Linked DNA regions of Homo sapiens: region 1 is linked to region 2. A link is a contact called in ENCODE Hi-C or POLR2A ChIA-PET data. All regions are on one chromosome and are shown on one strand. Each heading gives the region's core, a stretch centred on a gene start or an enhancer-like site at or near the end of the contact. The rest is flanking DNA. Distances are from core to core; before and after follow the strand shown.

Region 1 (3,113 bases), core at 381-2,880, 740 kb after region 2:
TCATCTATTCTATAAGTGAAATTTTGATGGATTATTGTTGAGGTGCAAAGGATGGAGCAGTCAGTTGAATCTTGCTGGGGGAATTGTAATCAGAAAGCTCCGAGAATAGTAAACGAGAGTTTTGGAGGCCTAAGATCTTGGAATCACATGTGTAGAAGGATATTTAAGGTGTGCAGGCTCCTCCATGAGTAGCCCCAATGCCTTGAGTGGAATGGATGCAAAGGTACGGACTTCTTGCATCCTTCCCAGGATATCAGGAGGCTTAGAGCAATATCTGCAAAATGTTGGCGATTGCTGAAACGCAGCGCTACAGCATCCATGGGGTCTTGCCCTTCTTCAACCATTCAGTAAATAGCACTCAGTAGAGATTCTGGCTGAGGATGCTTGTTTTCAAAACAACAGCCCTGAGCCAACCTTTTTAAGTAGTTCCATATGTTTTTATGGAGAGTTTATGGATTGTGGCCTTCGGAATTCTTTTGTTTATCACTGGGAATTCAAGTCCTGAAAGCTGCTAACTAACCATGAGGTCTGCTGGTTATACAAGCTGTTGGACCTCTTAAGGACGTTGACATAAGGACCACTTTCTGTGAAATAAGAATTAGTGGTTTAAAAAGAGTGCACTTAACAGTATCATGTAAGTATCAGTTTCTGTATGTCATTACTAGCCAGGCTTTTTTTAAAAAACTGGACTGTGCTGCCTTGTGTGTACATTTAAATGAGGCCCTTAAAGGGAAATCTGAGCAATGTCTTCAAACAAAGACTTATAATCAGAAGGGTCTTTTTAAAAAAAAAAAAAAAAAAGAATAACTATCTTCAGCAGACCTAAAACCAGGATGGAAAGGTGGATACTTCCCCACCTGGGCCCCAAAGCAGGGCCCTTCAAAATACTGAAGGTCCAGCATTCCCTGGGCAATTCTTCCTCCTTCTCTGTCCTCCCCACCCCCATCAATACCCAGCTTGCAGTGATATTCTTTTACCCTTTACTAATCTAATGCCAAACACATGTAGGTTCTATCCTGTTTCCAGGAAAGAGGTTTCCATGAATTGCCTCATCAGCCTTACTAATAGCTACAATATATGGAGCACTTTGTGCCCAGCACTCGATTCCTTTTATACTTGATCTCTTTTCATCCTTTCTTCACAATAGCCCCATGAGGTGGGTGCTATAATTATTTCTAATTTTACAGATAAGGAAACCAAAGCTCAGAGAGTCTGAGCAATTTGCTTAAAGTTGCTTAACAGCTGTATTAGCCTACTACTTATAATTCGACTACCTGTGTCCAAGGCTACATAAATTCAGGTCGCCTGACTCAAAGCTCTTATTCAACGTGCTAGCCTCCTTCCCACTAGATCTCATAAGATCTAGCTTGATCTCTAAGGCTCCATTCCAGCTTGGAAGAACTATGGTTCTTCTCCAGTGTCAGTTGTGTTGCTGTTCATGTTGTTTTCATGTAAAACAATGTAAGAAAGAGGCTGATAATCTCCCTCCATGAAACAGTTCTTCACACATTTAAAATCATCCATGGCTGATCATAAATGCTTCTCCAGAGAGTGAATGGTCATGGCTGGTGCAGAAGGGTAACACTCTGGAAAGGCGGATGTGAGACCTGGCAGCTCTGCCTGGGTACACATAGCTTAGGGCTGACAAGTGAGTCAGCAGAAGTGAGCAGACAATACTGCATTGGGTTTTAACGTGATGAGTCAGCCTTGCTATCTGGCCAGCTTCAGTGCAGCCCCCTGAAGTTTTAACAGAATATTAATTGCCCTTTCACTTCCCATTCCACACAGCTGGGTGGGATTGCTACCAGCCACACTGTTGAGAAGTTACACATTTTAGCCCAGCCTAGAAAGGTTTCCTGTGGTGGGTGAAATGACAACATGCACAAAGGTCAAACTCCAGATGTGGGAATCTGACCTTTTCTCCTCTTGGGGAAAACATTGCCTCATTATAATCTCAAAAGATTTTTGGTACAGGTTTAAGGCTAGAGTCTACTGAAAGATCCAAACTCCTCTAACATAGAGGATGCCAGCCTGTTTCATGTAAATTTATCCAAGGCTTTGAGACCACCTACAAAATTCCTGAGCCAAGGGACCAGGGAATGTAGGCGAATGTTTAGGCATTTCTGAAGGAGGGAGCTAGACCTAGAAGTTGCTGCTTGCTCCTAGAAGTTGGAAGGCATTTCAAGATGAGGAATGAGTTGTTTCTGGATTGATGCCTTCACTGGCTAGAAATGCCAGCGGGTGGTGGGAAGAGTACATGGCAGGATGATGAGGAGTTTCGCATTCATTCATTCATTTATTCATCTGTGTATTCATTTTACAAAAATTCATATCAGATTTGCAAAATTCACTCACAATACACTCAGAGATAATAAAAAATGTAACAACTTTTTTTATTAACTGGTGGAATATTTCTCTCAAATTTCCACCACTGGACCCCAGAGTGGGAATTCAATTTTAGCCCAATCTTGTAAACTTAGTTCCAATGTAATTATCTAGGTTGAGCTAAAAGTTTCTTTTCATCTTTCAGGTTTCCTCTTCATGCCTCTACTCCTATGCAGTTTGACCTCTCAGTGTGCAGCTGGTGATAGATGGAAACCCTTGTTCATAAGCTTTGTGGCACTGTCGGCAGGATGAGGGGACTTCTGGATCCTCACTGGTCACTGTGGCAGAGTGGTTGGTGTTGTCTGCTCCCTAGACAGGAACCCACTGAAGAATCTGACATTTTTTGATATGCTGGCATTCATTGTTACAGCCCATCATCCCAGCCATCAATCCAGGACATGGGGTCTGTGCCCACGGTGGGAAGGAGGAGGGGGAAGCTGGCTTTGTTCTGACGTTGGGCTTCTTCTGCTCCACCAGTACTTTCTGTGGGGGAAATAGGTAAAGAAATGGCTGTTCAGATGAGAAGATGTGTCAGTAAACTTTTGCTACAGTGATGCTGCAAAACAAATCACTGGTGACTTTCAGTGGCACACAGCAATAAACATTTATTTAGCTCAGGGATTGACAATCTTTTTTTTTTTTTAAAGGGCCAAATAGTAAATATTTTAGGTGTTTCAGGCCATACAGTCTCTGAACTCTGAACTTGTAGCACAACAGTAGCCTTAGAT
Region 2 (3,544 bases), core at 931-3,430:
AATACTTGAATTTAGAATACAGCAAGGTTGCTGGATACATGACCAATGTACATGAATCAGGATCATTCAGCAGCTAAGCATAGCTAGCATTTATTGACCGTTTGGTGCCAGGGACTGATGCAGTGCTTACATTATTTAATCATAAAAACAGCCCAGTAGGCATATTTGTCCTCATTTTAACAGACTGAACCTGTGGCTTGGAGCATTAAGTAACTTGCCAAACGTTATACAGGTAGTAAGTTAGGCAAGCCTGGTACTACAACCCAAATCTGTGTGACCCCAAAGCCCGTCATGGTTTTAACCACTGGGTACTCTCACGTCCTGCCAGTAATTGTAAGGAACGTGATGATAACACCACTTTGCTCCTGGCCTCAACTTCCTTTTTACTTTGATATTTTAAGTGGTATTTTTAATAGGAAAAAAAAAAAACATTCTTACACCCTCAAGTTGTATAGACAACATGGATAAACTAATGGAATTAAGATAAATTAATTGTACTAGGAGAATTTCAGGATATTCTGGAATAAATCTAGATAGTGATGGCCGATGTCAGAAGAGGTGTGTGAGGAGAACTGGTGGAAGTCACAGGCGCCCAGCAGGACCAGGGCCCAGGGTTCAGTCGCAGGGCAACGCCCAATCCCTGTTCTGCTCACGAGCTGCCCGCTGGGACGCCGAGTTCTGCGGTGTCTCAGAGCGCAGCTTCACCCAGGGGCTCCACGTCTCCTGAGTGCTCATGAAGGGAAGAGAGGCCTGATTGATTTCTTCAATGTAGAGACCAGAGCCCAAGCAATACTGTACAATCCAGTTGCCTCAGTATTGCCCTTGAAAATGGATTTCACGTTCATTCTAACAGCAGCAGGAACTATAGCCACCCTTGCTGCTGCTGCTGCTGTAGCAACATTATTAATAGTAAAAAATCTAAGTTATTTAAAGAAGTGGACAACTAGGGATAATCAGAATACTAAAGAATCTAGTAAACAAAACAAACAAACAAAAAAACACGCCTGTTTTCAAGATGGATACCAAAATGGAACAGGAAAACACACAAAGAATTGGATGAGAAGGAACAGAGACTAGATGAAGAGGACGGGGAGGAACAGGGAACAGACCAAGGACTGGCAGAGAAGGAACAGGGCACACACGTAAAAGTGAACGAAAAGCAACAAGACAGCCAAATTTCTTAAGTGTAACATAAAACTTGGTTAATTACAGACAGGCAACACATGCCGATCAAACCAAGAGGGAGGGCGCTGGACCACACTGGGCTCTTTTTTGAGGACCACAGGGCAGCGGCTGGAGGCTAAAGCACAGACTTGGCTGGTGTGAGTGGCACACTTAATTAAGGTCACTTTCCTGTAAAACTGGTTTCCAGAGACAAGGGTCAGCGGCGGGGCCAGCATCTTTTAGAAAGGTGTGAGGAAAGGTACGTGGAGGGAAAGTTGTCAGTGTGATCTTATTTCTTGACAGAAGTTTGACTTTTGATATTTCAAATCCTGCTGATGAAAAAAGAAAAAAACCTAACATGTGCTCATCCCGCTTTCGCACAAGAGTCTGTCCCGGGCTCGGCAGCTCCCCCGGGGCTGGACAGGGCGGAGCGGCGGACGTCGGACAATGCGCGCCACCTCACAGAGCCGGGCGCGGCGGGCCTCCAGCCACAAGGGGAGGGCGCCGGGCTGCACATGGGCCCCTCGGGGAGGCGAGGCCTGCGGGCGAGCCCTTCTGAGGGCAGGGGGTGAGGGGGCGGCGCCCGCCAGCCAGGACAGCATCCTGCCGCCGTGACAAGCACGCCTCCGGTTGCCAAAACAACCCAAAAATGTGCCTCAAAACACGTTCGCAAAGCCCCGGGCCGGCCGGTCGCCTGCCTCTCACCTAGCCCGACCGCCCGACGTCCTACTGCCGAGCGAGGGCGAGCAAGCCAATGTGCCTAGCCTCCTTTCCCCGATCCTCCCCGCCCCGCCTTCCCGCTTCTCCCGCCCCCGGATAGCTCAGCAGCCTCCATTTTCCAGATCTTTCTCGAACCCGCAGCTTCTTGGGCAGCCGTTGCCCGAGTGCTGACGGAAGCGGCCGAAGTCCGGGCCCGGAGCTGGCTCGGGCGCGGAGCGGAGGCTCGCGCGCCTCCCGGGCAGCCGAGCGCGCAGGCGCAGGTCCCAGTAACCGCCGGTTGGAGGCGGCCGAACCGCAGTAGGGAAAGACCCAGGCTGCGGGACGCGGTGCAGGCTGCGGCGCTGACGGCCTCTGCTCCTTCCGCGGGTTTCCGACTCCCTGCCCTAGATTTTCTGCTTAGCGACTTGGGGTCCCCTCTCGTTTGCTTCTGGTAGGAGTCGCAATCCCAGCAGCAATAGCCCAGAAGAGGACACGGTTCCCGTACCGAAGGGTTCAGTACCAGCAGCCCGACCATCACGCGGCGGGATGTCTGTGGTTGGCATTGACCTCGGCTTTCTCAACTGCTACATTGCTGTCGCGAGAAGTGGCGGCATCGAGACCATCGCCAATGAGTACAGCGACAGGTGTACCCCGTAAGTGCCTCTGCTGAGCATCACCTCGACCCTAAGAAACGTTTTTCTCTCCCGTCCTTAACGTTTGTCCTGTCTGCTCGCTTCCTCGGATTTTCCCCTAACGTGCGCCGAACCCCGAGATGACAGGTGCAACCCGTCAACCGCAGTCCCTAGAGACCGCCGGGTGGCAGTCGGACTTCCTCGCCCCGCAAAGCTTCTTTTCCTTCAAGGACGAGGGACCGCACTAGTTTGCGCAGCTCTCTTTTCTGTACCTACGCACGTCCCCTGCCTCGTGCCGCTGTCCCCCAACGCCTCTTTTGCTTGCGAGGAAGAGGTTGCTGTGGGACAGCCCCTGGCGTCCGGAATATTGAGAAAGATCTCCGGTTGCCTCTAACGAGGTTTACGTGGGATTATCGGCCCCGCGCCAGCTGCCCTCCTTCCTTTCCCCGTCCCTCTGGGTGACAGCTTTTTCTCAGAAAAGTAAAAAGTCAGCTTCGGCTGCACACGTCAGAGATGAATTGCAGGTTCATCTGGCCCCGAAAGCCTTTTTTTTTTTTTTAAGGGCGGGGAGTGAGGCATGTGGGGTTTTACAAAACCCAGTGCCCTTGAGAACTGCAGGTAATGGAGCCGGTTTACAGGGCCAGGTCAATGGTGCATTGATAGGGAGAGCCTCGGGATGGGAGTCACTGGCCTTGTGCATTGGTAACTACGTCAGTTGCTGGAATGCGGCGGGGTTGGGTCGGACCAAAAGCGTGTTTCTGCAGAGTGAATTGCCGGAGTCGGGGGCAGCTGTCCCGTATAAACATGACTGTGGAGTGATTCTATTATGAACGCTTAATGAAAGGCTTAGGAGGAGCGGCGTTATGTCATGGAAACATGTTTCCACATGTTCCGTTGTTTCTCTGGCCTGGGAAGTTTGTTGGCAAGGAATATAATGAAGTAATTCTGAAATATGAAAAACTAGTTGCTGCTTATAGGCTGCTGTTACTGGTAATTTTATGAGGAAACCAACTGTATGAAACCTATATTACTTTTTATGGAAAGGTAAT

What was found. A loop is a pair of places that touch in the nucleus more often than their neighbours do. ChIA-PET counts read pairs that join two places held with the same protein, here RNA polymerase II (POLR2A). Pooled maps may share reads with other maps.
Region 1: a pooled map shows a loop between it and region 2 (3-fold over the local background). The contact joins the enhancer-like site here to the promoter of HSPA4L in region 2. A Hi-C loop is called at or near these places in 1 of 37 single-sample maps with no recorded cell type and 2 of 50 pooled maps. POLR2A ChIA-PET finds 5 or more read pairs at or near these places in 2 of 52 experiments (BJ and Caco-2).

The regions. Positions count from the first base shown.
Region 1 is chr4:128,516,226-128,519,338 of GRCh38, forward strand. LINC02615 (long intergenic non-protein coding RNA 2615) reads left to right here. Exons shown (of 9, transcript NR_125882.1): 9 at 2,531-3,113. Among named protein-coding and RNA genes, the nearest start is that of LINC03140, 53 kb to the right of the region's middle. RefSeq lists a silencer at 593-672, enhancers at 1,582-1,726, 1,641-2,402, 1,945-1,994 and a cis regulatory region at 1,649-1,659. Within about 2 kb of position 1,631, at least 22 of the 41 ENCODE cell types and tissues checked have a DNase peak (open chromatin) inside an H3K27ac peak, as active enhancers do.
Region 2 is chr4:127,780,142-127,783,685 of GRCh38, forward strand. HSPA4L (heat shock protein family A (Hsp70) member 4 like) reads left to right here and starts at 2,181. Exons shown (of 19, transcript NM_014278.4): 1 at 2,181-2,516. The coding sequence starts at 2,410. RefSeq lists silencers at 1,542-1,711, 1,992-2,061 and enhancers at 2,202-2,351, 2,251-3,243, 2,852-2,931.